Linked DNA regions of Homo sapiens: region 1 is linked to region 2. A link is an interaction called in ENCODE POLR2A ChIA-PET data of the cell type or tissue named here. Cell type or tissue: HCT116. All regions are shown on one strand. Links, peaks and the distances in the headings refer to the core of each region. The heading gives the core; the rest is flanking DNA. Region 1 holds the start of GPR15 (G protein-coupled receptor 15). Region 2 has its middle 14 kb from the start of OR5K2.

The links. Peaks named below come from ENCODE experiments on the same cell type or tissue, not always from the same donor. Only the 100,000 strongest peaks of a DNase experiment are listed, where the experiment ranks them.
Region 1: POLR2A ChIA-PET joins it to region 2 with 5 read pairs; 3 of 35 experiments call an interaction of 5 or more read pairs at or near these places.

The regions. Positions count from the first base shown.
Region 1 is chr3:98,531,952-98,547,606 of GRCh38, forward strand. It overlaps GPR15 (G protein-coupled receptor 15), which reads left to right and starts at 27. Exons shown (of 1, transcript NM_005290.4): 1 at 27-2,730. The coding sequence starts at 83. The coding sequence ends at 1,165. RefSeq lists silencers at 1-47, 14,223-14,272. In HCT116, for the core only: no CTCF peak of the experiment used is centred there; DNase peaks (open chromatin) are centred at 4,834, 6,760 and 6,970; H3K4me3 peaks cover 2,537 bases; H3K27ac peaks cover 8,000 bases.
Region 2 is chr3:98,476,077-98,491,731 of GRCh38, forward strand. No RefSeq gene overlaps it. Among named protein-coding and RNA genes, the nearest start is that of OR5K2, 14 kb to the right of the region's middle. In HCT116, for the core only: a CTCF peak has its summit at 6,494; DNase peaks (open chromatin) are centred at 6,835, 7,315 and 7,805; H3K4me3 peaks cover 948 bases; H3K27ac peaks cover 1,871 bases.

The DNA.
Region 1 (15,655 bases), core at 3,216-11,215, 56 kb after region 2:
AAGCTTCCTTGAGGTTTCTAAAATTTATACAAAAACATCATATGTAAGTAAACTCACCAGATTTGGCATCTGCTCTTTGGTGATGGACCCAGAAGAAACTTCAGTTTATTTGGATTATTACTATGCTACGAGCCCAAACTCTGACATCAGGGAGACCCACTCCCATGTTCCTTACACCTCTGTCTTCCTTCCAGTCTTTTACACAGCTGTGTTCCTGACTGGAGTGCTGGGGAACCTTGTTCTCATGGGAGCGTTGCATTTCAAACCCGGCAGCCGAAGACTGATCGACATCTTTATCATCAATCTGGCTGCCTCTGACTTCATTTTTCTTGTCACATTGCCTCTCTGGGTGGATAAAGAAGCATCTCTAGGACTGTGGAGGACGGGCTCCTTCCTGTGCAAAGGGAGCTCCTACATGATCTCCGTCAATATGCACTGCAGTGTCCTCCTGCTCACTTGCATGAGTGTTGACCGCTACCTGGCCATTGTGTGGCCAGTCGTATCCAGGAAATTCAGAAGGACAGACTGTGCATATGTAGTCTGTGCCAGCATCTGGTTTATCTCCTGCCTGCTGGGGTTGCCTACTCTTCTGTCCAGGGAGCTCACGCTGATTGATGATAAGCCATACTGTGCAGAGAAAAAGGCAACTCCAATTAAACTCATATGGTCCCTGGTGGCCTTAATTTTCACCTTTTTTGTCCCTTTGTTGAGCATTGTGACCTGCTACTGTTGCATTGCAAGGAAGCTGTGTGCCCATTACCAGCAATCAGGAAAGCACAACAAAAAGCTGAAGAAATCTATAAAGATCATCTTTATTGTCGTGGCAGCCTTTCTTGTCTCCTGGCTGCCCTTCAATACTTTCAAGTTCCTGGCCATTGTCTCTGGGTTGCGGCAAGAACACTATTTACCCTCAGCTATTCTTCAGCTTGGTATGGAGGTGAGTGGACCCTTGGCATTTGCCAACAGCTGTGTCAACCCTTTCATTTACTATATCTTCGACAGCTACATCCGCCGGGCCATTGTCCACTGCTTGTGCCCTTGCCTGAAAAACTATGACTTTGGGAGTAGCACTGAGACATCAGATAGTCACCTCACTAAGGCTCTCTCCACCTTCATTCATGCAGAAGATTTTGCCAGGAGGAGGAAGAGGTCTGTGTCACTCTAAAGGGAACTGTGACATTTCAAGCTCTGTTGGTGGGTTTAGGAGTTAATTTTTGTCAGCAACAAAGAAGGAAGTGTTAATGATAGGATTCACATTGCTTCATAGATGCAAGGAAGAGTTCATTTTTAAAGAGAGGACTGAAAAATCCCTGTGTTGTGGATATAATTAGGCCATGTGCTGTTTTCTCAGCTAAGCAGCCTTCTTCGACCCTTGCCAATCAAGTCCACCAGACAAAATCCAATTCCCATCTGTCCTTGAACTCCTGGATAAAGGCTCCTGCTTGAACCAGTCCCTTTCTTCATGATTGTTAATGCACATTTGGGCCTTTCCTCTCTCAAAAACCATGGTACCTTCATCCCCACCACCCTTCATACTGGGCTCTAAATTGGACTACATTTAAATGATTCTGCCTACTTTCATCTGATGAGAAATGCAGTAACAATGCAGGTAACAAAAATATAATATACCTGCACTGTGCAATTAATTGTTTCTGAGTTACTAAGCTAGATTCTGACCTCAATCTTTAAAGCTTTGTATCGTGATTCTTCATCATCTTCCAACATTGTGCTTCATCCTATGCCTATTCACAATGGCTTTGGACTGGCAAAAAAAAACTCATGGGGATTTTGTATTGTGTTTATGATTTGGGACTTACTTTATCATATGGTCTTCTAGTATTTTAATACATAAGCATATGGCAGGATTCAACATCTATTTGCTTTATAAGATATTGATAAAAATGTATCTCATTCATAATGGTGTAGCAACTACTTTTTAATGGGGTTTTACTATGCTCTTTTGTTTCCATTGGCTTTATAAATTAGGATTTGACTTTGCTTTAATTACATGTTTTTAATTACCCAGTTATCTAGTTATCAAATGAAAATGTTATTACTAATATAATTGGAACTCATAAAATGCTTAGCTGTACCCCGATGCAGATTATCATTTTGTATTTTAATTAAAATGTTAGTGCTACACATTCCCTATAGTATCATTTGCTTGGTGCCTATAATTTCAAGATAAGATCCAGTAATATAGGGAGACAGGCTGCTCTGTATTCAGCCAAAGTAGAAAATCTCTAACAAAGATCTCACTAGTATTTTATATATATTTTTTCCATACCCAGAAACCTTCTTGAATTCCTTTACCCAATAAATATTTATTGAGTCAATTTGTACCTATATTCCTTTTGAAGACTTTGATGTGAAAAACATGTAATTAGTGGCAACCACAAAAGACTCTGCAGCAGCAAGCATGCTATTGTAAACATCTTTTGATTCAAGGGAAAGCGGGTTATGTTTTTACCTCCACTGTTGACTTGAATGAATTACCATTTTACTTCTAAATATTAGATTTGAAAATCAGAAAAAACTTAGAATCCTTTCAAAGACTAGCCAATTTAATTTCATCTCATGTATCTTTCACATGAAGAGAAACCTCAAATATCGGACATCTCCTTGTAGCCTAATTAGAAGCTGAAAATACAGTTTTTGGTTTTATAAATTGGCTAACTTGTTAATTTTTCTTAAACTGTTATTAAATAAAAATATAATTTCCTTACATAAGTATTCTTCTGGACTGTATTAATTTCTAACAACATATTAATATTAATACTAATTCTAATAAACTTTTAGTAAATTATTATGGTTATAGAAGAAAAGACCATGTAAATAATAACAAATAAATATTCTTGGAAAACTTCAAAACTAAATTCAATGCAATTGAATAGATCTCCAAAAGTTAAACAAAAACAAAATACAGAAGGTAGAAGACACACATTTCTTTAAAACAAATCGGCAAAAGCACTGTTACTAATCATGAAACTTACTGCCTTTGAAAAATACTGCCTTTAAAAAATAGCTGAATCAATCAGCTAAGTTATTGGTTGGGAAAGCAGAAAACCTGTGCTATTAATTTTAGCTTCACCCTTAATGTTGTGATACTAGTAAGGTCATTTTAACCTTTCATACTTAAATGTAGTTGGTAATATCTATGTCTATAGAATTATCAAGGATACTGTAAAAATAATAAATATAAATAAAGTTTTAAATGTGGAGTAAAAAGTTACTTTATAAAGTGATTTGATTTCTATTATTAATTATTGACTACTCCTTACAAATTTTCAAACTAACATCAAATAATACTTAATCATTCTCATTTTTAAAATATTGAGATTTTATTTCTACTTCTTCACTTTAATTTTGCTGAGAATATTTAAAATAACACCAAATAAAAATATGTATTATTGGTTTTTTAGTACTTTAAATAGATATAATAATTGTAGGCTTTAATAAAATCTTAGTTTATTTTACATTCATAATGTACCAGTTGTGAAAGAAAAAAATAGATATAATTTTATAGGTAGTACAACTCTAATAGAAAAAAGTTCAAAGCTTGATTAAGTTCACATGTTATTTTGTCATATATGGATTCTGCTGGTATGAAATGTAATTTACATTATAATAGCATTAAAAAGTTTATTACAAATTAGTTGTCTGACATTTTGCATATTTTTAAAATCATAGGCTGGGTGCAGTGGCTCACGCCTGTAATCCTAGCACTTTGGGAGGCCGAGGCAGGTGGATCACAAGGTCAGGAGTTCAAGACCAGCCTGACCAACATAGTGAAACCCCGTCTCTACTAAAAATACAAAAAATTAGCAGGGCATGGTGGCAGGCACCTATAATCCCAGCTACTCAGGAGGCTGAGGCAAGAGAATCGCTTGAACCCAGGAAATGGAGGTTGCAGTGAGCCAAGATTGCACCATTGCACTCCAGCCCAGGTGACAGTGCTAGACTCTGTCTCAAAAATAATAATAATAATAATAATAAAATTTCTTCATTTTTAATTTGAACAATTTCTATTTCTATACTTACGTAGATATTCTACATATACATATACATTCAGATATACATAGAATCACAGACTCATATTTATACCTTTTCATTATTTTTATTACCTGAATTAAACTAGCCTAAAGGCTAGTTTGTGATAATTTAATGTCATTAAAGAACAAATCAATACATTGCCAAGAATTTCCAGAAAATTACTCTTTCATCCTAACACAATCATGCCTTGCCAGTTATATCCAAAGTTAGGAAAACAAAATAAAATTTTTACAATTCAGAGTAATACACAAGGAAATCACTACAGATTAACATTATTTGTTGTCATTTGCATAAGTAGTCCAAAGTTACTCGGAGGATGTAAATGACAAATATAAAAGGATAGTGACCTCTCAAGCATTTCTCAAATAGCTTTTTGAAACTTACCCCAGAAAAGCTCTCCATTAAATCCTAGGTAATGTGTTGTCTGATACTTTATAATTAATTTTAAAAGAAATGTAATCAAGACACGCATAGTCGCAAACATAGTCCCAAACACATTTACTCCATTTGGGTTGTATTGAAAGGTTGAAACTAACCTGATATTCCTGGGAGTCCCTTAACCTGTCCACTCTTAACAAGTCAAAATCACTTCTGTAGTGAAAAGTTTTAACAGCAGTCTTAAAGGGAAGCTATGTGCGTGACTGAGAACCGACCATTACTAGGGGTCACAAGTTAATTTTTAAATAGATGCATAAATGCACAGTATGGTGGTAAGGTGAGTGGAAAAAAATCTTCCTCTGTGATTCATCTTGACTCCTCAAATCACTCTCTATTCTACCTAGCGATCTCAGAAGAGAGAAATGACTTGTCATATGTGCATGCCACAAAGAACCTGTTTTCCTGCAGAGCTCATTCATAAAAGCTGAGCAAAACTAAAAGAATTACAAATTTGCTTCTAAAACCAGACCATTGGTGTAACCTGCCAGCAAGATAATGGCTCCAGCCCCATTAGAGAAAGAGGTGCCATAGGAGAAAAAGCAAGAGGGTAATTTTAACTACCAAAATATTTGCGAACAGTTACTGACTACTGCGAGTTCCTTTTGTCTTTCACGGAGTTTGATGTTGATTGGATTTTCCCCTGCAAATGCCGGTTATTATTTAAAGCTTTTTTTTTTGAGCCAATATTCTTTGTTTTTATCAATTTTAGAAGTAAACGATTACGACTAGACTTTACGTATAAGTGTACAGGGAAAAACAACTGTGCCACTGACTTGATTTTATATTGCAAATGTAAAAATCCACCCTAGGGCGAGTTACACTCATTGGTTCTTGCTATCTTTGTCATTTCCTTAATAGAGCTATATTTCCTAAACATATATGACAAGTGCAAATTGCATCCTAAGATAAACCTACAGCATTAAAAACAAAATCCAAAACAAAAAAAACCCTACTTTAAATATCCAAAGTATCAAACTATTCATAAAGGTTCTTATGACAAGGTAAATGGTAGTGAAATGTAAATTTACATAAAATGTTCATTGTTCATCTAAAAGTAGGGGGAAAGTATTCTGCTAGTTGAGCAGACATTATTAAACTAAAAAATTTCTGGTTTATATACATAAGCACCAAATTTCTAAGATCCAAAGGTACTTTCAAATCACAATGAAACTTTCTGAGTTAGCTGCATATGCTTAAGGATCTACGATAAAATATTCACATTATTATTAAAATTATCTGCCAACCTAGTAAAAGATGTTCATCAATTTGATATTATTCGGTGATTTTTCTTATTTGCTAATTAAATATATGTAATAATTAACTAGTTTTCTAACACTTCCATGTTAGAGAGAGTTAAACATCATCTATGAGTATCTCATGTTTGTCAACATTGATAGGAAATTTAGCATTTTTACTTGCTAGGTCCTATCAATTCTTTTTTTTTTTTTTTTTTTTTTTTGAGACGGAGTCTTGCTCTGTCGCCCAGGCTGGAGTGCAGTGGCGCGATCTCGGCTCCCTGCAAGCTCCGCCTCCCAGGTTCACGCCATTCTCCTGCCTCAGCCTCCCGAGCAGCTGGGGCTACAGGAGCCCGCCACCACGCCCGGCTAATTTTTTTTCGTATTTTTAGTAGAGACGGGGTTTCACCGTGTTAGCCAGGATGATCTCAATCTCCTGACCTTGTGATCCGCCCGCCTCGGCCTCCCAAAGTGCTGGGATTACAGGCTTGAGCCACCGCGCCCGGCCCTATCAATTCTGATTTAAAATATTTTATTTCTGTGTTTCTATTAGCTCAAAATAAAACAAAAAAGTGCTCCTGCCTAGCATATTTGTGACCTGTATACTATAAATGCACTCTTTTGTTTGCTCTTAATTATATACAAAACAGGAGATATAAACTACTATTGTGATGTTTATTCAGAAATTAAAATTTTATGCATCAAAAATTACATATGACTGGAGACTTTATTTTTAATTTAAAAAAATCTGTGGCAAAGTCTTCAGCAAGCAATACTGCTCTTTTCCTTACAGAGTATATATAGACCCTTTGTATTTCATAACCATCCATTGTAAAACCTTCACAAATCCCTAAATTTGCCAACTCCAATATAGCATATAATCTACTTCATACAAATTGAATAAAATGTAATGTTTTCAGAGCTATTGCAAAATGTATAAAAAGAAAAGTTGAAAGGAGATATCTATCCTAAGTGTTTGGCCTGACTCACTAGTTAAGTGACTCATTCCGCATCACCTCATAGGTCAGTGGTTTAAATGTCTGCTTTTTATGTCATACAACTGTGGAGTTTCAGTCAAAATCTCAAACATCAAACTGTGAATGCAAAATGTCTATCGTACACAATACACTATGACAACCATAAAAATTGTTAAATCTTTTTATTGTAACTGGTGGATTCTAAAACAGGCATATTGCAGTTACACATTCACAAAATATCTTTTTTCTCTTTTTTTTTTTTTTTTTTTTTTTTTGAGATGGAGTCTCACTCATTCTGTCATCCAGGTTGGAGTGCAGAGGCACGATCTTGACTCACTGCAACCTCCGCCTCCAGGATTCAAGTGATTCTCCTGCCTCAGCCTCCCGAGTAGCTGGATTACAGGCATGCGCCACTATGCTAGGCTCCTTTTTTTTTTTTTTTTTTTTTGGTATTTTTAGCAGATATGGAGTTTCACCATTTTGGCCAGGCTGGTCTCAAACTCCTGACCTCAAGTGATCCGCCCACCTTGGCCTCCCAAAGTTCTGGGATTACAGGCATGAGCCACTGCACCCAGCCTCTTTCTTTCTCTTATACACATACACAAACACACAAACATACTGTATACAGTTGCAGCTGAAAAGCATCTGTTGAATGTTGCTGTTAATATTCAGACTGAAGTACTTGAGATGAATTTAACTATTTTATCCACTAACAAAATACAGAATACAAGAAAGGAGAAAATAAAGCAAAGAAAAAGCATAGTAAATAAAGAACACAAAATAAAATGGCATATGTATGCATAAATATATCAGCAATTACAAAAAGCATATAAATGGATTGAAATTTCTACTAAAGAGTTGAACATGGCTGGACATAGTGGCTCAGGCCTGTAATCCCAGTACTTTGGGAGGCCGAGATGGGAGGATCACTCGAGGCTAAGAGTTTGAGACCAGCCTGGTCAACATAGTGAGACCCCATCTCTACGTAAAAAAAAAAAAAAAAAAAGTTGAGGCGGGGCGTGATGGCTCACGCCTATAATCCCAGCATTTTGGGAGGCCAAGGCAGGTGGATCACCTGAGGCCACGAGTTCCAGATCAGCCTGACCAACAAGGAGAAACCCCCTGTCTCTACTAAAAATACAAAATTAGCTGGGCATGGTGCCAAATGCCTGTAATCCCAGCTACTCGGGAGGCTGAGGCAGGAGAATTGCTTGAAGCCGGGAGGTGGAGGTTGCAGTGAGCTGAGATCACACCATCGCACTCCAGCCTGGGCAACAAGAGCGAAATTCCATCTCAAAAAAAAAAAAAAGGTTGAACAAATATATATATATATATATTTGTATTTGTTCACAATAAATATATATAGTGATATATGTATATCACTTTATTCGACTCTATAGGAGTTAAAAAGGTAGAAGCAGAACTTGTTTTTCATGGAGTTTAGAATCCACATAGTTGTTTATTTTTTTTAATCAAAGAATGAAATAGTGACACCCAAGAAGAGCCCGGTATATGCAATGAAAATTACAAGTCAAATAACTTTCCTTGGTCTTTTCCAATGTTTAGGAGAAGCCCATACTTAGTCCATATACAAGTCACTTATGTAATTGTCATTTTGATATGGTTATTTCCTAAACATTGTTACATTTCCTTAAAGTGTTCACATTAGCATCCTCAAATGAAAATGCTATCATTGTCTTTATAGATGTTAAGACTCTCGAGTCTTAAAAATCTTTAAGACTTTAAACGTATAGACTCATTATTTTAAACACAAGAACACATCTTGAACAGTATTAGGTTTAAATTTATTTCCAAATGACAAACTAAAAAAAAGTATGCAAAGCAAAGTAGATAACTTTACATGAACCTTGCCCAGCACAGTGATTTAATGAGATGCCCTTTCATTTGGCCTTGAGTTAGAGCAAAAGCAAAACTGACAACTCAGGTGGAGAAGTGGTAAATGAGAAACGAAACTTGGCCTGTGGTTTCATGTTTAAAGCAAAAATACAGATTCAGAGCACTTGAAGATAGATGAGAATGGCTACCTTATTTCTAATAAAAAAGATGTTTATGCAATTCAGACCTGACTTGTGTATGTTAATAGAAATAGCTTAAAAATCGGAAAATCAGTAAAGAATTGAGTAAAAGTCAATTCAGAACTGTATAACTTAGTCCTCAGGATTTCAAATCAATGTGTCTTTCCTATAATAATTCAAACATAGAAAAGAATACTGCCAAAAAGTTTGTAAATTTATATTTAGCATGATACATAATATTAAAAAAAACAAAATATGGTTTTACCTATTAAACTGACAAAGAGTGAAACATTAAATACTAAGGTTGACCAGGATTGGGTCTGCGGGTGTGAGGGAAGCTTATTGAGTGTAAATTGATTAAGCTTTGTAGAAAAAATTTAGAAACCTATATCAAAAGCAATTCCACTTCCAAGATTTTGCCCTAAAAAATCATTACGGCCAGGTGAAAAGACATATGCACATGTATTTTTATTGCAGCATTGTTCATAAAAGCAGGAAAGTGAAAACAATCCAAATGTCCAAATTGACTGAGTAAATTAAAATTCATGCACTTTCTTACAATGGAATACTATGCAGCCTTTAAAAATACTGTACCATATACTGAAGTGGAAAGACCTTAATAATAAATCCAATGAAATTAAGTGAAAAAAGCAGACTACAAAACTATATCTATAGGATGACCACATTATTTGTGACTATTTTATTCATATATGAATGCAAAAATACTGGAACCCTATACAGCAAAATGTTAACTTTGTGAAGTTACAAGTGATTTTTATATTTATTATTACTTGTATTTTCCAAAAAAAAATGCATTAATTTTGTAGTAATAAAAAAAGCTAAAATTTAGTTTAGGCTTTCAATGAAGTACCCAAGATAAAAATAGTAGCTAAATTTATTATAAAACATCATTTCTGAGTTGTAGGTCCTCTAGTTTTTCAATTACTGTGTTTCTGATCTGTGAGTATAATCCCTACATTGGCCTTGAGACCTCCCCTAGTAATCATCTGTTTCTTTCTAGGATGACCCGCTGTTTCCTTTACAAGTACCCAATTCCTTAAAAGCAACAGTTTTAGAACTGCTATGCATTTAAAATTTGAAAATGGTGATGAACATTTCAGCATGCAGGCAGGACCTTTATTCTCCCATAATGTCTCTTAGCACAGCAACTATTGCATCCTGCATAGTGACTCATCTGGTGCCATGTCTGTCCACCAGGTAGGAAGAGAGCTCCCTCCACCCTGGGGATGGGGGAAGAGAAGAAGCCACATCTTCATTTTTTGTAGCCATATGCTTGGCTTCTTCCATATCAAGCACTCATCATTGTTGAACTAAACTGAACATGCTAGAAAAATCTCACCATTGATTAAAATAAAAATGAAAAACATTTAAAATGTTAAATATTAAATTTTTATATTCATACTTTTGCTTGAATGTCTTTTGTTTATGATATGCTGTAACTATGAGGGACAGGGAGTCTATTACAGTCATCAGGAGCAATCTTGCCACTGTCCTTTAACTTTTTTGATCATTCCAGCTGTACTTGAGTAGAGAAATAACTGATGCAATATCCTTTACTTCAGCCCTTTCTTGGTGTAACATTGATTTTCTATTTAAATGGAAAACTTTTCTGAATTCAGGTCCAATATGCCTAGTATTGGACCAAAAATAGTGATTTCTAATCACTGTGTGATAGTCAGGAGTTCCACCGGCTATTGCCAGGGTATTATAAATCTTTCCACAAACTCCAAACCTATATTCCACATTAGATAATAAGTAACTTATGTGACTATGCACTTTTGAGAGAGACTGAGAGTGGGATTATGAAGTCAAACAATTGATCAGAAGATAACTTCTATAAAGGCTGTTGCTCTGTTTTGGCTCAGCCCCACTGCTCCAGAAGGTACACGCCATAAGCTTTGGCAATGCCCGTGTGGTATTTAGTCTGTAAGCATGAAGAATGCAAGAGCTGTGAGGCATGACTGCCTCCATTTAGGTTTCAAAGTGTAATGCCTGGTGGAGCTGTGGAAGTGTAGTGACCCCCAAGATTACAGAACTATAGGATACCAGTGTGAAACTCCAGCTTGGGACAGCTAAAGCATGGACTGAGCCCAGCAAAGTCATAGGGACAGGGCTGTCAGAGGCCTTGGGAGCCCAACTCCCACCTCAGTGTGCCCCGGATGCAGGACATGGAGCCAAAGGAGACTATTCTCTAAATTTAAGACTTAATGTTGCTTTCCCTGAAGGGTTTTGGACTTGCTTGGGACCAGTTACCCCTTCTTTCCTGCTTCTCTCTTTTGGAATGGAAATGTCTATTCTATGCCTATCTCACCATTGTGTCGGATCTCACCATTGTATCGTGGAAGTAGATTACTTGTTTTCATTTCACAGGCTCACAGCTGGAGAGTATTAGCCTCAAGATAAATTGTAGGTTGAGTGTCTGATTTAGATGAGACTTTTGAGTTGATGCCAGAATGAGTTAAGACTTTGAGGGCTATCAAGATGGAATGAATGTATTTTGCACATAAGAATAAGATGAATTTTGGGGCAACAGGGATGAAGTGCTGTGGTTTAAGTGTCCCTGCCAAAACTCATGTTGAAATTTAATTGCCACTGTGACAGTGTTGAGAGGTGGGACCTTTAGGAGGTGATTGGGTCGGGGCTCCACCCTATGAATGAATTAAGGCCATTATTATGGGAATAGGTTAGTTATCATGGGACTTTGGCTGTCTGTTTCCCTTTCTTTTGCCCTTCCACCTTCTGCTCTTCAGTCATGGGATGACCCTCAGCAGATACCAGCACCATGCTCTTGGATTTCCCAGCTTCCAGAACCATGAGCCAAACAAACTTCTTTGGTTTATAAATTACCTAATCTGTGATATTCTGTTATAGCAGCAGAAAATGAAATAAGACAGATGTCAAAATGCTATTCTGACTAATTTTCCATTGCTGGCACTTCCTAAAAAGAACAGAGTTATCTCAACTATCATGATATAAAATGTTTAAATCATCAATTTATAATTTTTGTTATGACTTAACTGTTACCATTGGGAGGGTAAGATAGCATTGTGGTTAAAGAACACTGACAGAACTGAATTTGCCATTTATTAGCTATGGAAGATGAGCAAGTTTCATAACTTTCCTGAGCCTGATTTCTCTCTATAAAATAGGAACAATTATACTTGCTTTAGAAAACAGTAGTACCTCTAATTAATTAAGATGAAAATGTAAGGAATTCAGAAAATTACCTGGTACATACTAAGAGTTTAATAAATGATAGTTGAGGAAACATTCCCATTTTATAGATGAAGAAAATAGCCCTCAGAGGAATCGTTTCACATAATTATTAATGTAATGAACCAGAAATGAAACCCCAATTTCAGTTAAGCTCAGACCTACGTAATCGCAAAGCTCATGGCCTTTCCACTTCACTGTATTCTTTCCTGATTCCCAGATTTTCTCTTTCTCTCTCTCCCCACTACCTTTGCCTAATTGCAATAATTTTCACTCAAATTATTTTTCTTATTTTTTCCAAAGCAAATATCTCAAATAAACAAATCCTTTGCCTATTCACAATTAATACTAAAAAAAGATGTTTCTTGAGGGAAGAGGAAGTCCATTTTATTAAAAATATAACTTTTTCTAAAAACTGTAACATGTTTTCTTTTCTGTTATATAATCTCTTAATTGTGATCTATCACAAATGGCATTTTCTATCCTACTGATGGCCACTTGAAGCCTGTAATTGATTCAAAAGTATGTTGCACATAGGAAATGGACAGTTATCTATTTTGCTCAATGTAACACCCAAGTCCACACTAAAGCACAAATGCTATGACACCTATGACAGTGTCCTTCACCAGAAAATGTTTTTTAGAAAGAGTAGATATGGCTTGAACCTGGGAGGCGAAGGCTGCAGTTAGCCAAGATTGTGTCACTGCACTCCAGCCTGGGCAGCAGAGCAACAGCCCGTCTCAAAAAAATTAAAACCAAAAAAATGGTAGATATGTACTAAATTCTATTATCTCATTTTCTCTATCCCTTAAAATTTTTCTGGTCACAGATTTCTTATATATCTATGGCGACAAAGAAAGAAAAGTAAATGTAATCCCAAATCTCACGCTCTAGATTTTGTGCCTGTGACATATGGAACCTAAACTGACATTAGGAATTTAAACTTTTACCATCTTCTTTATTAAATGTTACTTGTTAAGACAATGAGTTGCCTTGGGCCACGTGCAGAAGAAATTTGGTAGACAATGCCCTTGTCTTTCGGGAACTTCATTTACACTTTTGGAAGGCACATTTGTGTTAATAATTTCCTCGTTTTAATAGCAACTCCCAATTGTAGTTTTAAGAGATAAGGGTTTCTCTATGTAGTATATTATAAACTGCCCCAAACATAGAAACTTGATTTAAAGTTTCTTTAAGTAAGAAACAACATTTTCTGTGTATCACTTTTAAGAGAAGTTAAGGATGTTATGAGGTAAAATAATGAGTTAATAATCATTGACCCACAACCAAAGAGAAAAATTAAACATAATTTTGAATAAAAGAACATGATACCAGAGTATTAATCCTAACATTTATTTTTAACATTAAGGAGTAATTATCCCAGCTTACTTTATTTAGGAAATATATTAAAATGTTAACAATGGCTGTTCTAGGTAGTAGAACCAAGGGCAAATTTATTTTTATCCTTAATTTGTTTTTCTTCATATTTTTCTGAATATTTTACATGTTCTATAATGAGTATGTACTTTTTTAAAATGTTAAAATAAAGGATGCTGAAATAAATGTCATGCATCACATAAAACAAATATTATTTTATTATATATTTATCTATTATATAAAATATAAATATAATATTTATTTTGTATATTTATTATATTACAATAATATGTACAAGTTTTGCCTTTTCCTTCAAAGTCAAAATAAGAATTTTTAAATGTCATGTCCAATTTTAAGTTTAACATCCATGACTTTGATATAATTTAAGTTCTGAAAAAATGATGTAAATTAAAGCTCAATCAAATAATATTTGTTCTCATATCAAACAGCAAATCATTGTTTTGATTCAAAGCTTCAATTTTACTTTTACTAAATTGACTTGTCTGTTAAATCAAAGGTCAATTTAATTTGTTTATGTAGACACAACTTCTATTTTATTTTAAAATATTTCAACTTTTAAATTAAGTGTAAATTAGAATTGGTTGGACAGAATAATACTTTGAGTTTTACTGTTTTTTCCAAATGTTCTATTCTAAAATATTTGCAAAGAGCATGATATTTTATAAAACTACAAAGATTTTTAAAGTAAAATATTTCTAGAATAAAATTTGTATTTAAGCAGACATAAGAAGAAAATGTTGACTCTGAGTGCTTTCGCTTTCCCTCGGGTTTACCTAGAAAGTTTTCTAGCTTCAAGGATGTCTGAAGATTGCTCACTAAGCAGTCAAGGAAGGAGAACCACTAGTCTGACATCAATTTTCCATTATAACGGTACAGCTTTGTTACAAGAAAAATGCACAGGGCAGATGACTTGCACCGAGTATCTACAATTCTCATTGCAATGATTTCTAAAAATTGAAATTAAAAACAAAACCTATGTTTATGGAGTATTTATTTAGCACCCGGGAACTGTTAAATCATTCACATATATTATCTCAATTGAATTCACAAAACAACTTGTGAAAAACAATCTGGGTACCCAGTTCTCCTCCCTTTCCTTTTTTCTCCCCATGCAAATCAGACCTCAGTCTGAGGGTTCTCCCATGTCTTCTAGCTCCCTTCCCCAATTCTTGCCTAATCCCATTTTGGGGTCTTCTGTGCAAACCTGAGCTAACATATATAGAACAATTTTTTTTTCTGAGAGAATATAAATTTTCTGAAGGTTCAAACATCTTTTTGAGAAATGCTTTCAAGTATGGCAAAGACATAGCATACTATACAACGGAATGATAAGTGTTTTCTACATTTTCATGCTACTAAAGTCATATATTAAGCAAAGTAGAGAATTGTAAAAATGTGCCCCTAATGTGTCTCTTGGTTAACTGGCTTTATAAAATAATCCTCAATGACTTCTTAGGCTGTATAGGTAGTAATTTTTAATACTATAAATATGACTAATATCATTACTATTACTAGTGTTTATTTTTTAAATAAACACTAGTTTAAAGTTATTGAGTTTTCCACTATTTCCAAACTTTTTTTCCTATTTCCCTGGAAAATTACAATGAGGAATGCCTTAAAAATAATGAGCTGGGGCCGGCCACGGTGGCTCACACCTGTAATCCCAGCACTTTGGGAGGCTGAGGCAGGCGGATCACCTGAGGTCAGGAGTTTGAGACCAGCCTGGCCAACATGGCGAAACCCCGTCTCTAATAAAAAAAAAAAAAAATACAAAAATGAGCCAGGTGTGGTGGCTGGCACCTGTAATCACAGCTACTAGGGAGGCTGAGGCAGGAGAATCGCTTGAAACCGGGAGGCAGAGGTTGCAGTGAGCCAAGATCACACCATTGCATTGCAGCCTGGGCGACAAGAGTGAAACTCCATCTCGATAATAATAATGATAACGATAATAATAATAATAATGAGCTGGGTACAGTGGCGTGTCTGTAGTCCCAGTTACTAGGGAGGCTGAAAGCAGGAGGATTGCATGAGCTAGGAGTTCAAGATCAGCCTGGGCAACATAGCTAGTTCCCCTTACTAAGAAAAAAAAAGGAGGGTAAAGTAAAAAAATATACAATATGATAGTGTGATAGAGTGGAAAACATAAAGGCTTTAAAATTAGAAAAACTGAGTTTGAAACCATAACAGCCTACCACTAGCAAAGTCTGTGAGACCTTCGACAAGTTATTAACATTTTTCTCCTTCAGTTTTCTTATCTGTAAAATGAAAATAACATTATTTAACT
Region 2 (15,655 bases), core at 2,961-10,960:
GGATTATCTTTTTGATATGCTGTTGGATTTGGTTAGCTAGTATTTTGTTGAGGATTTTTGCATCTATGTTCATCACGGATATTGGTCTGTAATTTTCTTTTTCTTTTTTTTTTGTTATGTCCTTTCCTGGTTTGGGTATTAGGATGACAGTGGCTCCATAGAATGATTTAGGGAGGATTCCTTCTTTCTTTATCTTTTGGAACAGTTCCAATAAGATTGGAGGCAATTCTTCTTTGAATGTCTGATGAAATTCAGCTGTGAATTCATCTGGTCCTGGACTTTTTGTTATTGGCAATTTTTTAATTACCATTTTAATAACACTGATTCTCATTGGTCTCTTTGGAGTTTCTATGTCCTCCTAGTTTTATTTAAGAGGGTTATATATTTCCAGGAATTTATCTATCACCTCTAGGTTTTCTAGTTTGTGCGTGTGAAGATGTTCATAGTACCCTTGAATGATGTTTTGTATTTCTGTGGTATTGGTTGTAATATCTCCCATTTAATTTCTAATTAGCTTATTTCGATCTCTCTTCTTGGTTAATCTCACTAACAGTCAATCAATTTCATTTGTCTTTTCAAAGAACCAGCTTTTTGTTTCATTTATCTTTTGTATTTTTTGTTATTGTTTCAATTTCATTTATTTCTGCTCTCATCTTGGTTATTTCCTTTCTTCTTCTGGGTTTGGGCTTTGTTTGTTCTTGTTTCTCTAGTTCCTTGACGTGTGACCTTAAATTGTCTATGTGTGCTCTTTCAGACTTTTTGATGTAGGTATTTAATGCTATGATCAGTCCTCTTAGGATGCTTTTGCTGAATCTCAGAAGTTTTGATAGGTTGTGTCACTATTATTGTTCAGTTCAAATAATTTTTTAATTTCCATCTTCATTTCCTTGTTAACCCAATAATCATTCAGTAGCAGGTTATTTACCTTCCATGTACTTGCATGGTTTTAAGGGTACCTTTTGGAGTTGATTTCCTATTTTATTCCACTGTGGTCTGAGAGAGTACTTGATACAATCTCAATTTTCTTAAATTTATTGAGACTTGTGTTGTGGCCTATCATATGGTCTATCTTGGAGAATATTTCATGTGCCAATGAATAGAATGTATATCCTGCAGTTGTTGAGTGGAATGCTTGTAAATATCTGTGAAGTCCATTTGTTCTAGGGTATATTTAAGTCCATTTTTTCTTTGTCAACTCTCTGCCTTGATGACCTGTCCAGTGCTGCCAGTAGAGTATTGAAGTCCCCCACTATTATTATGTTGTCATCTATCTCATTTCTTAGGTATAGTAGTAATTGTTTTATAAATTTTGGAGCTCCAGTATTAGGTGCATAAACATCTGGATTGTGATATTTTCCTGTTGGACTAGTCCTTTTATCATTATATAATGTCCCTCCTTGTCTTTTTTAACTGTTGTGGCTTTAAAGTCTATTTTGTCTGATATAAGAATACCTATTCCTGCTTGGTTTTCATGTCCTTTTGCATGGAATATATTTTTCCACTCCTTTACCTTAAGTTTATGTGAGTCCTTATGTGTTAGGTGAATCTCTTGAAGGCAGCAGATATTTGGTTGGTGAATTCTTATCCATTCTACCATTCTGTATCTTTTAAATGCAGCATTTATGCCATTTATATTCCACGTTATTATTGAGATGTGAGGTACTATTCTATTCAAAGTGCTAGTTGTTGTCTGAATTCCTTGGGGTTTCCTTCATTGTGTTATTGTTTTCTAGCCCCTGAGAGAGTTATGCTTTAAGGAGGTTCTATTTTGATGTATTTTAGGTTTTATGTCAAGATTTAGAACTCCTTTTAGCAGTTCTTGTAGTGCTGGCATGGAAGTGGCAAATTCCCTCAGCATTTGTTTGTCTAAAAAAGACAGTATCTTTTTTTCCCATTCCTTTTATTATTATTATTATTACACTTTAACTTCGGGAATGCATGTGCAGAATGTGCAGGTGTGGTGCATAGATATACATGTGCCATGGTGGTTTGCTGCACCCATCAACCTGTCAACTACATTAGGTAGTTCTCCTAATGCTATCCCTCCCCTAGCCCCCCAACCCCCTGACAGGCCTCACTGTGTGCTGTTCCCCTCCCTGTGTCCATGTGTTCTCATTTTTGAACTCCCACTTGTGAGGGAGAACATGTAGTGTTTGGTTTACTGTTCCTGTGTTAGTTTGCTGAGAATGATGGTTTCCAGCTTCATCCATGTCCTGGCAAAGGACATGAACTCACCTTTTTTATGGCTGCATAATATTCCATGGTGTCTATTTGCCACATTTTCTTTATCCACTCTATCATTGATGGGCATTTGGGTTGGTTCCAAGTCTTTGCTATTGTGAATAGTACTGCAATAGATATATGCATGTGTGTGCATGTGTCTTTATACTAGAATAATTTATAATCCTTTGGGTATATTCCCAGTAATAGGATTGCTGGGTCAAATGGCATTTCTGGTTCTAGATCCTTGAGGAATTGCCACACTGCTTCCACAATGGTTGAACTAATTTACACTCCCACCAACAGTGTAAAAGTGTTCCTATTTCTCCACATCCTCTCCAGCACTTGTTGTTTCCTGACATTTTAATGACCACCATTCTAACTGGCATGAGATGGTATCTCATTGTGGTTTTGATTTGGATTTCTCTAATGACCAGTAATGATGAACTTTTTTCATGTTTGTTGGCCACATAAATGTCTTCTTTTTGAGAAGTATCTGTTCATATCCTTCACCCACTTTTTGATAGGGTTGTTTATTCTTTTTCTTGTAAATTTGTTTAAGTTCCTTGTAGGTTCTGGATATTAGCCCTTTGTCAGATGGATAGATTGCACAAATTTTCTCCCATTCTGTAGGTTGCCTGCCCATTCTGGTGATAGTTTCTTTTGCTGTGCAGAAGCTCTTTAGTTTAATTACATCTCATTTGTCAATTTGGTGTTTGTTGCCATTGCTTTTGGTATTTTAGTCATGAAGTCTTTGCCCATGCCTATGTCCTGAATGGTATTGCCTAGGTATTCTTCTAGGTATCATTTTATGGTTTTAGGTCTTATGTTTATGACTTTAATCCATCTTGAGTTAATTTTTGTATAAGGTGTAAGGAAGGGGTCCAGTTTAAGTTTTCTGCATATGGCTAGTCAGTTTTCCCAACACCATTTATTAAATAGGGAACCCTTTCCTCCTTGCTTGTTTTTGTCAAGTTTGCCAAAGGTCATATGGTTGTAGATGTGTGGCATTATTTCTGATGCTTCTATTCTGTTCCATTGGTCTACATAACTGTTTTGGTACCAGTACCATGCTGTTTTGGTTACTGTAGCCTTATAGTATAGTTTCAAGTCAGGTCATGTGATGCCTCCAGCTTTGTTCTTTTTGCTTAGGATTGTCTTGGCTATACAGGCTCTTTTTTGGTTCCATATGAAATGTAATGTAGTTTTTTCTAATTCTGTGAGGAGTCATTGGTAGCTTGATGGGGACTGCACTAAATCTAGAAATTACTTTGGGCATTATGGCCATTTTCACGATATTGATTCTTCCTATCCATGAGCATGCAATGTTTTTCCATTTGTTTGTGTTCTCTCTTACTTCCTTGAGCAGTGGTTTGTAGTTCTCCTTGAAGAGGTCCTTTACATCCCTTGTAAGTTGTATTCCTAGGTATTTTATTCTCTTTGCAGCCATTGTAAATGGGAGTTCACTCATGATTTGGCTCTCTGTTTGTCTGTTATTGGTGTATAGGAATGCTTGTGATTTTTGCACATTGATTTTGTATCCTGAGACTTTGCTGAAGTTGCATATCAGCTTAAGGAGATTTGGGGCTAAGATGATGGGGTTTTCTAAATATACAATCATGTCATCTCAAAACAGAGACAATTTGACTTCCTCTCTTCCTATTTGAATACCCTTTATTTCTTTCTCTTGCCTGATTGCCCTGGCCAGAACTTCCAATACTATGTTGAATAGGAGTGGTGAGAGAGGCCATCCTTGTCTTGTGCTGGTTTTCAAAGGGAATGCTTCCAGCTTTTGCCCAGTCAATATGATATTGGCTGCAGGTTTGTCAAAAATAGCTCTTATTATTTTGAGATATGTTCCATCAATACCTAATTTATTGAGAGTTTTTAGAATGAAGAGGTGTTGAATTTTGTCAAAGGCCTTTTCTGCATCTATTGAGATAATCATGTGGTTTTTGTCATTGGTTCTGTTTATGTGATGGATTACATTTATTGATATGCATATGTTGAACCAGCCTTGCATCCCAGGGATGAAGCCGACTTGATCGTGTTGGATAAGCTTTTTGATGTGCTGCTGGATTTGGTTTGCCAGTATTTTTTTGAGGATTTTCACATCGAGGTTCATCAGGGATATTGGCCTAAAATTTTATTTATTTTTTTTCTTGTATCTCTGCCAGGTTTTGGTATCAAGAGGATGCTGGCCTCATAAAATGAATTAGGGAGGAGTCCCTCTTTTTCTATTGTTTAGAATAGTTTCAGAAGGAATGGTACTAGGGCCTCTTTGTACCTCTGGTAGAATTAGGCTGTGAATCCATCTGGTCCTGGGCTTCTTTTGGTTGGTAGGCTATTAATTACTGCCTCAATTTCAGAACTTGTTATTGGTCTATTCAGGGATACAACTTTGTGCTGGTTTAGTTTTGGGAGGGTGTATGTGTCTAGGAATTTATCCATTTCTTCTAGATTTTCTAGTTTATTTGCATAGAGATGTTTTTAGTGTTCTCTGATGATAGTTTTTATTTCTGTGGGATCAGTGGTGATATCCCCTTTATCATTTTTTATTGTGTCTATTTTATTCTTCTCTATTTCTTCTTTATTAGTCTGGCTGGTGGTCTACCTATTTTGTTAATCTTTTCAAAAAACCAGCTTTTGGATTCATTCATTTTTTAAGGGTTTTTCGTGTCTCTATCTCCTTCAGTTCTCCTCTGATCTTAGTTATTTCTTGTCTTCTGCTAGCTTTTGAATTTGTTTGCTCTTGCTTCTCTAGTTATTTTAATTGTAATGTTAGGATGTTGACTTTAGATCTTTCCCACTTTCTCCTGTGTGCATTTAGTGCTATAAATTTCCCTCTAAACACTGCTTTAGCTGTGTCTCAGAGATTCTGGTACATTTTGTCTTTGTTCTCATTGGTTTCAAAGAACTTATTTATTTCTTCATTTTAATTCATATTAATTTCATTATTTACCCAGTAGTCATTCAGGGGCAGGTTGTTCAGTTTCCATTTAGTCATGTGGTTTTGAGTGAGTGATTTCCATTCTTTTGCATTTGCTAAGGAGTGTTTTACTTCCAATTATGTAGTCAATTTTAGAATAAGTGCTATGTGGTGCTGAAAAGAATGTATATTCTCTTGATTTGGGGTGGAGAATTCTGTAGATGTCTATTAGGTCCGCTTGGTCCAGAGCTGAGATCAAGTCTTGAATATCCTTATTAATTTTCAAGACAGTATCTTTCCTTCATTTATGAAGATTACTTTTGCTGGATATAAAATTCTTGGCTGATAAGTGCTTTAAGGAAGCTAAAGATAGGACTCCAATCCCTTCTAGCATGAAGGATTTCTGCTGACAAATCTGTTAATCTGATAGATTTTCCTGTATAGATTACCTGATGTATTGCCTCATAGCTCTTAATATTCTTTCCTTCATCTTAACTTTAAATATCTCAATGAATGTGTGCCTAGGTGATGAAATGTTTTTGTGATGAACTTCCAGGGTGTTCTTTTAGCTTCTTGTATTTGAATGTTTAGATCTCTAGCAAAGCCAGGGAAATTTTTCTTGATTATTCCCTCAAATAAGTTTTCCAAACTTTTAGATTTATCTTCTTCCTCAGGGGCAGCAATTATTCTTAGGTTCCATTGCTTAACATAATCACAAACTTCTTGGAGGCTTTGGTCATTTTTCATTTATTCCTTTTCTTTTGTCAGATTCAAAGCCTTGTTCAAAGGCAATTCAAAAGCCTTGTCTTCAAGCTCTGAAGTTCTTTCTTTGACTTGTTTAATTCTATTTTTGAAAGTTAGCAGTGTATTTTGCACTTCTCTAAGTGTGTCTTTCATTTCTATAAGTTGTGATTGTTTTTGATTTATGCTACCTATATCTCTGGAGATTTTTCATCCATATCCTGTGTTATTTTTTCATTTCTTTAAGTTGGTTTTCACCTTACTCTGGTGCCTCCTTGAATAGCTTAATAATCGACCTTCTGAATTCTTTTTCTGGCAATTCAGAGATTTCTTCTGGGTTTGGATCCATTGCTGGTGAGCTAGTGTGATCTTTTGGGGGTGCTAAAGAACCTTGCTTTGTCATATTACCAGAATTGTTTTTCTGGTTTCTTCTTATCTGAGTAGACTATATCAAATGAAAGATCTGGGGCTCAAGAGCTGATATTCAGATTCTTTTGTCCCACAGGGTGATCCCTTGATGTGTGCTCTCCCCCTTCCCTTAGGAATGGGGCTTCCTGAGATTCTGACTGCAGTGGATGTCACTGCTTTTCTGGGTCTAGCCACCCAGCAGCGCTACTGAGCTCTGGGCTGGTACTGAAGAGTGTCTGCAAGGAGTCCTGTCATGTGATCCATCTTCAAGTCTCTCAGCTGTGGATACCAGCACCTGGGCCAGTGGTGGTAGCAGGGATATGAAGTAGACTCTTTGAGGGTCCATGGTTGTAGTTTTTAGTGTGCTGATTTTCTTGAATGTTGGTTGTGCTAGCAGTGAAGTTGTACCTGGACAGACTCAGGACCTCTGGTTAGCCAGGATGTTTCGGTGGTGGAATTAGCTGTTGTTTTCTCATTTCCTGGAGCAGGACTTTTCTTTTATGAGTTGATATAATCACTTGAGTGTGTTGGCCTCCAGCCAGGAGATGGCAGTTTCAAGACAGCATCAACTGCAGTAGTATAGGGGAGATACAAGCTTGCTCTAATGTCACTTGGATAAATATTTGGGTTTCTCAAGTGATGGGCAGGGCCACAGAGCTTCCAAAAGATAGTATCTTTTTTCTTTGGCTATCAGAGTGGGTAGAGAAAGACCATCAAGTAGGGGCAGGTTAGTGGTGTCTGAGCTCAGACTCTCTTTGTGTGGGACTTGCTGCAGCTGCTGTGGGTGATGGGGGTGTGGTTCTCAGGCCAATGGACCTATGTTCCCAGGGGCATAATGTCTGCCTCTGTTGCATCATACAGGTTCTCAGGGAAGTGGAGAAAGCTGGCAATGACAAGCCTCACTCGTCTCCTATGCAGCCAGCAAGGACAGTCTCAATCCCACCATACCCCACCAATAGCACCTAGTTTATATCCAGGCAGCCAACGAACAGTGCTGGGATATTGCCCCAGGCTGCATGTTTTCTAGCTGAGAAAGCAAGCAGGGCTTTCAGGCCCCACCCCTCCTTACCTGCCACAGCTTCTGTGCTCCTGTCTGTACTTCCCATTCCCTCCACCCAGGATTCTGCCCAGGAAAATTTGCACTTGGTCAAAATTATTACAAAGTTCAGCTGAAAGTTTTCTTCTACCTGTCCTTCCCCAATTCCACTGGCAGTCCTACCCAGTGACTTCAGTGAGATAAAGTCAGAAATGGCTTCCCTGCGAACCAGGAATACCTACAGGGCTTTTTCAGTACTTCTTCTACTTTTATATTTTGTTCAGCTCTCTAAATTCTTTTCAGCTCTAGGTAAGGTTAAATTCTTCTCCCATGATCTGGGTTTTCAGGTTCCCCGGTGAGGATGTGAGGATGTGTGTTAGGAGGTGGACCTTCCCCACTCACACTTTGGGCACTCACACTTTTTCAGCTGTTTCACAAAGTTTGCATCAGCAAGCTACTTCTTTCAAAAGGTCTGTGGATTCTTTCAGTTTTCCTCGTATGTTCCTGTGCTAGTTCTTGGAGTTCTTGGACTCACTATGTGAGTCTCCATATGCTGTTCTGTCCATCAGAGAGGGAGCTGCAAGTTAGTCCTGCCTCCTGTCTGCCATTATTTTCAAAAAAGAAAAACTAATTTGTAGAAATGTTTAATGTTGCTAACACTTTCTTTTTACATTTTAATTATTGAGGTATTACCTAAATCTTAATATGCCATTTCCTGTCATCCAGGATGAATTGCCAACTAACTGAGTATCCAAAGTTTGGTAGACTCGAGAATATTTATTTTATACATTCATCTCTGGGGACACCATATATCTCCCTTCCACAGATCATGCCCCTTCAGATCATATTAGTCTTCAATTCCTACACATTTCCAGCTCAGGAAAAGTGCTCTAGAGTTGGCCCTGTTTATTTGTACAAGTATGCTTTATCAGCAAGCCTATTTCAACATTTAATTTAATTTTATTTTATTATTTATTTATTTATTTTGAGACTGAGTCTCACTCCATTGCCCAGGCTGGAGTACAGTGGTGTGATCTTGGCTCACTGCAAACTCTGCCTCCTGGGTTCAAATAATTATCCTGCCTCAGCCTCCCAAGTAGCTGGGATTACAAGGGCCTGCCACCACACCAGACTAATTTTTGTATTTTTAGGAGAGACAAGGTTTCACCATTTTTGCCAGGCTGGTCTCAAACTCCTGACCTCAAGTGATCCACCTGCATCAGCCTCCCAAAGTGCTGGGATTACAGGTGCGAGCCACCATGCCCAGCTAACACAATTTTAAATGTTGGGTCATAAGTGATGCTGATTAAACATTTGAGAAGTAGAATGTAATAGCTATAGCCCATTCAACTCTAGAGTCATACTAACTGTTGAAATATTAATTTTTCAGTTTAATATAACTCTCAGGTAGTAATTGTAATATATTAAGATGGGACTGTATTAAGATTATGTACAGGAGGAGAAAAAAGTTATATGTAATACTAGGAAATTGTTTCTGTATCAGAGCAAATAAAAGACCTTATTCTACCTTTTGATGTGTCAGTCTTGCCTGTCTTTCAAAGATTTAAAACTGATATTATGATGAATTACTTCTATCATTTGAAATCTCATAAATGTGTTTATTTAAATAAAATTTAAAATAAATAATAAAATTTTAACTATTTGAAAATATAATTTTCTATTTCTTTTTCAAAGGGAATAGCCTTGTTAGTGGGCTGAACTTATTCCTTTCTTCAAAAGATACGTACTAAATTATAGCAAGAAAAAATGTATGGGGTGATACAAAAACAACAAAAATATACAATAAATTAACTACCTGTATTCAAAAGATATCTCATGTGCATATACATAATACATATATTCATAACTTAGTTCCATTTTCTGTAGCTCTTGAGTCACAAGTAGAAGAGGTTACATTTTCCTACAAACATTTATATTGTCCCGATACTATCAAAATGTATTCATCCTCCTTGGTCCTTGGTAGTTAATGAATAACCCACTTTCAAAACTTCAGAAAACTGAATTTTAAAGGTAATTTTTAAAATAATTATAAAAACCTTAAGACTCTATAATGACAATTTGTTTTTTAATATTTCTTAAAGAAACATTTACTAATTATTCATTCTATTAAACATTAAACATACAGCCTGCAACTTATACCTGAATCTTTCCATGTTGGCTCTGCCTAACCAAGAACTTTGTAGTTTCCTAGGTAGTAGCAAAGATCAGTCATTTTTATTTCTTCAAAATTTATCTTACGCTAAGCTTCTGGTTTCTGCTGCTCTTTTCCTGTCTATACTTCTTACAGTGCTAAGTTGGGTAAGTTCAGAGTATTATATGGTACAAATATTTTTCCACATGGCCTCTGCTCACCTTCCCTGGAGATAACATATAAATGGCAATTCCAATTTTCACCTAAGACTGATGTAAAACATCACTCCTTTCTTATTATGCTATCTGACTATTTCCCTGTTTACTGTTTTTCCATTAATTTAATCAATTCAGAAGACTTTTTCTTTTATTTTTATTTTTTCCATATGTGCAAGATCTATTCCTTTATTCAGCCAACCCACTTCTGAGGTTTGCAATATGTGAAGCATTAAGGTAGGTGCTGAGTTAAAACAAAAATTAAATAAGACCTGGTGTCAACTTGAAAGAGTAAAACTTGTACTCAAGAAGCTAAAATGTTTTAGACTAACCCATATGAAACCTTTTTGTTAACCAAAAAAATGGTATAATACTGGCAACTTGATGGCTCGTCAAAATATATTTTTTCACAAATAATTCCAATATGAGGCATGATCATCAAACTTTTCTTAAAACTATAATCTCATTAAAATATCTTTGAGATATTCCATAAGCAGATTGGCCCTCAGCCTTTGCTGACAGTTTCAGCAGATCCTTCATGCAGACTTTAAGTTCTGCCTCACATCTCTCTCTAGAGGGGCTTAATCAAGTAGGGGCCATACCAGAAATGAAAAATATATTCTCCTTCTTATGCCAAAACAATCTCTCTCAAAACTAATTGTCAGTGATTGGATTTCAAGAGCAATAAGATGTTATATAGAGTTTAGTGTGTGGATGTTTAATAGGGAATGCTCTTGGAGTCAATTCTTATGGAAGGGATGAAAGAAAAAGGATTTGGTAGCTAGAGGAATTCAATACAATAGACACTTGACAGCCTGAATCAACCCCACAGGAGTCCTGGACATAGAAGGGCTTCATAGATCTCATGGGAAAACAAGCAAACTTTTTTTTAAAACAAAAAGGAAAGAAAGAAAAATACTTTGAGAAAAAGAGGCAAATCAGACAACAAAATAAAATTTCCAAAAGTAATCATATCACAAACAAATTAAAAATTTGTAGCATTCAAAATACAAGAATAGAAGCAATATAGAAGTGAAACTTAATATTAAAAAATTTGAAATGTTAAATTATAAAAAGCAGATTTTTTTAAAAAAAAATTAAGAATTAGAAGATAAAGCTTGAAGGTAGACCAAAATGATGAAATAAGACTTTTTAGTGTTTGTCTCCTAGGAGAAACATCTATTAGAACAACTATCCATGCATGAAAATACCTTCACAAGAACTAAGGAAACCAGGTTGAAGGTTACAGAACATGGGCATAAAACAGAAATAAGACAGATTAAAGAGAGTAAAAAGAACAATTTCATATGTCTCACGTCACGCCCTCCCAACACATACCTATGCCTGCATGATATGCACAGCTATGAGAGAGGTAGACTCTGCTTGGGGAAAGGAGATTGAAATAATTACCCAAATTTACTATGGATGCAAGGGCCTGGCCATCCCCTATGACCTCAGACTCCCATCCAGTACACAGGAGCTGAGCCTCCAGGCTGGCCTCATTTACTTATTGCTTCTCATTCCAAGGTCTCAGACCTACCCTAGAACCAGGCCAGCCCTTGCAGACCCAGATGAGACCAGCACCCACAGCCCATGAATTCAGGCTCATCCCTGTGCCATGCCCCTATCTGTAGTCCCGCACTTCAGGCTGACATCCATGCCAGGTTGGCCCCTGCAACTTCAGGCTCCAGGTAAGTATGCAGGGACCCAGGTATCAGGCCAACCCTGAAGCCCTAGACTGCAGGCCCACCACATCAGAAGGCCAGCTCCTGCGGCCCCAAGCTTCAAGCCAACCCCTGTGACAGACCTGTTTGCAAAACCCATGACTCCAGCCCAACCTCCTACAGACCCAGGTTCCATGCCCAACCCAGTTCCAGGATAACACCTGCAGCTCCATGGACTAAGCTGGCATCCAGAGCCCCAGGACACCCCAGAACAACCCAACATCCAGGCAAAACCCTGCAGCCCAACAATGTAGGCAATTCCCCCCATGGATCCAAAATCCTGACCCATCCCAGTGAATGCTAGCTCCAAGCCAACCTGCCAAGAACTCCAACAGTAAGTCCACCCACCCATGAACGCCACCAAATGGCCTAACAAGAATCTCTAGACTGGTTGACTTCTGAAGGGCATCTCCTGCTGAAGCCAGTCTGTGAACACTGAAATAGGTGCCTACTTCTTCAAACGTACAGACACTAGTACACAGCCACAAGGAACATGAACAATCAGGGAAATGAGACTAACCAAGGAACAAAATAAAGCACCAATAACTGGACGCTAAAGAAATGGATACTTATGAACTGCCTAAAAAAAATGAAAATAACAAAGAAGTTTAGTAAGATGCAAGAGAACACAGATAAACAAATAAATGTAATAATGAAATCAATAAATAAAATTAGAAACTTAAAGAAATAGAAACCATTAAAAAGAGCCAAACAGGAATTATGGAGCTTTAGATGACTTCATGAAAAATTCCACAAAGAGTTCAACAGCAGGCTCAATCAAGTAAAACAATGAATTAGTGAGCTTGAAGAAAAGTCATTGCATTGGAGATCACCCAATCAGAGAAACAGAAGGCAAAAAGAATGAAAAAGAGGGAATAAAGTCTATGAAAATTATGGGACATCATTAAGTGAACCAATATATACATTATGGAAGATCCAGAAGTGTCAGCAAAAAAGAATGAGACAGAAAGCTTATTTAGAAAAATAATGATGAAAAAAATTCTCAAATCTGAAGAAGGGAATAAACATCCAAATCCATGAATCCCAAAGAACCCTAAATACATTAAGTATATGGAAATCTGCACTAAGACACGTTATATTAAAATGCTCAAAAAGTCAAAGACAAACCCAGAATTTTGATGGGAGCAAGAGGAAAGCAATTTGTTATATGCAAGAGAAGCCCAATTAGACTATCAGTAGATATCTCAGCGGTATTATTTCAGGCTAGAAGAGAGTGAGTGATACATTCAAAGTGCTGAAAGGATAAAACCACCAACAAAGAATACTATGCTCAGCAAGATATCCTTCAGAAATAAAGATGAGATAATAACTTTTTCAGACAAAAAAAAATAAAGCCCAATTGCTAAAGGGAGTTTTTCAACTTGAAACAAATGAATGCTACCTAACAACATGAAAATATATGAACATATAAAGCTCACTGTGAAGGTAAGAATATAATCAAATCTGGAATACTCTCATTCTGTAAAGGTGATACACAAATCACGTTTAACTATAGTATGAAGTTAAAAGATAAAAGGATAAATATAACTATAGCTACTATAATTTAGGTTTGGATACACAAAATATAAAGTAAGTAAATTGTAACATTGACAACATAAAATGTGAGGGTAGAAGTAAATATAATGTATAGTTTTTGTATGCAGTCAAAGCTAAGTTGTCATCAGCTTAAACTCATCAGCTATAAGATATTTTATGTACACCTCATGGTAAGTATACACACACACACCCACACACACAAAACAACAACAACTGTAGCCCTGCAGCAGATTACACAAACGATAAAGAGAAGAAATTAAAGCATACCACCACAAAAAAAATCATTAAATTACAAAGGAAGATGACAAAAGAAGAGGAATGAAATGAAGGAATTATAATATAATTAGAAGACAACTAAAAAATCATAGTAATAGGTCCTTACCTATCAATAATTACTTAATTATTGACCTTAAAGAGAGCAAGAGTGGCTAAACTTTTATCAGACAAATTAGACTTTAAGTCAAAAACTGATATAAAACACAAAGAAGGTCATTATATAATGATAAAGAAGTCACTTCAACAAAATGATGGAACAACTATAAATATATATACACCAATCACGACACACTTAAATATACATAACGCAAATGTAACAGAACTGAATGAAGAAATAGATAGCAATATAATAACAGTCAGGGACTTCGATACCCCACTTTCAACAATGGACAGATAATTAAGACAAAAAATCAATAAAGAAACAGTAGACATTAACAACGCTATAGACCACAGGAACCTAGCAGACATATACAGAATATTTCAACCAACAGCAGCAGTATACTTGAGCAGTATTATTTTTTTAAGTGCACATGAAATATTTTCCAGGATAGATTATATGTTAGGCCACCAAACAAGTCTAAAAATTCAAGAAAATTGAAATAATATCAAGTGTCGTTTCCAACAACAATGGTATGCATCCAGAAAACAATAACAGGAAGAAAATTGGAAAATCCACACAAACACGTAGGAATTAGATTACACACTCCTAAGCATCCAATAGGGCAAATAGAAAATCAAAAGAGAAATAAAAACATATCTGGAGACAAATGAAAATGGAAACTACATACCTAAACATATAGGATGCAGCAAAAGCAGTTCTTAAGAGAAGTTTATAGCAATAAATGCCAATATTAACACAGAGTAAAGATCTCAAATAAAAATCATAAGTTTACATCTCGAGGAAATAGAACAAAATAATAGATATCAGATCATCAATAAATAAAACAAAAACTAGAAAAAAATATTAAATATTAATGAAACTGAGTTGTTTTTGAAAAGATAAATCAAGAAACCTTTAGCTAGACTAAGAAAAATAAAAAGAAGACTCACAAAAATAAAATTATAAATAAAAGAGGAGACATTACAACTGGTATCATAAAAATACAAAGCATCAAAAGAGACCGTTATGAATGATTATATATATATATATATAAATAAATTGGTTAACCTAGAAGAAATGGATATATAAGTCTTAGGAGCATAACACTTACCAAGCCTGAATCATAAAGAAATAATCTCAACAGATCAATAACAAGTAAAGAGATTGAATCAGTAATCAGAAAACTTACAATGAAAAAAGTCCACAAATTGATAGCTTCATTGGTGAGTTCTAGGAAAAAATTTAAAGAACGATTAATGCTAATTTTTCTCAAACTTTTCAAAAAAATTAAAGAGAGGGAAATATTCCAAACACAGTTTATGAGCCCAGCATTATACTGGTAAAAGCAAGATTGGGACTTTTCAGGGAAAAAAAATTACAAGGCTACTCTCCCAGACGAACATAGACACAAAAGTCCTCCACAAAATACTAGCAAACTGAATACCACACAGCATATTAAAAGGGTCACACACCATGATTAAGTGTGATTTTCCCCTGGGATGCAAAGAAGATTGACATACTAATCAACAAATATGATATACCACATTAACAGAATGAGAGAGTTTAAAAAAATCATCTCAATATATGCAGAAAAGCATTTGACAAAATTCAACATGCTTTCATATGATAAAAACTCTCAAGAGATTAGATATAGATGAAATGTACCTAAAAATAATAAAGGCCATATAGAACAAACCCAGAGGTAACATCATACTCAGCATGAAAAACTAAAAGCTTTTTCTGAAAGATAAAAAAACAAGACAAGAATGTCCACCCTCACTACCTGTATGCAAAATAGAACTGGAAGTCCTAGCCAGAGACATTAGGCAAGAAAACCAATAAAATGTATTTATATTGGAAAGGAAGAAGTAAAATTTTCTGTATTTGAAGGTGACATAGTCTTAAGTATTGAAAACTTTAATGACTCCACCAAAAAACCACTAGAATTAATAAATTATTCCAAAAATTTGCAGGATACAAAATCAACATACAAAAATTACTATTTCTATATAATAGTAACAACAAAGTATCTGAAAAAGAAACCAAGAAAATAATCTCATTTAAAATAACATTAAATGAAAATAGAATACTTAAGAATAAATTTAACCAGTGAGGCAAAAAATCTGTACACTGAAAGCTATTAAACATTGATAAAAGAGATTGAAGACACAAATAAAACAAAAGGCATCCCATGTTTATGTATTGGAAGAATTAATATTGTGAAAATGTCCATACAACTCAAAACTATCTGCAGATTCAACGAAATATTAAAATTTTAATAACATTTTTCACAGAAA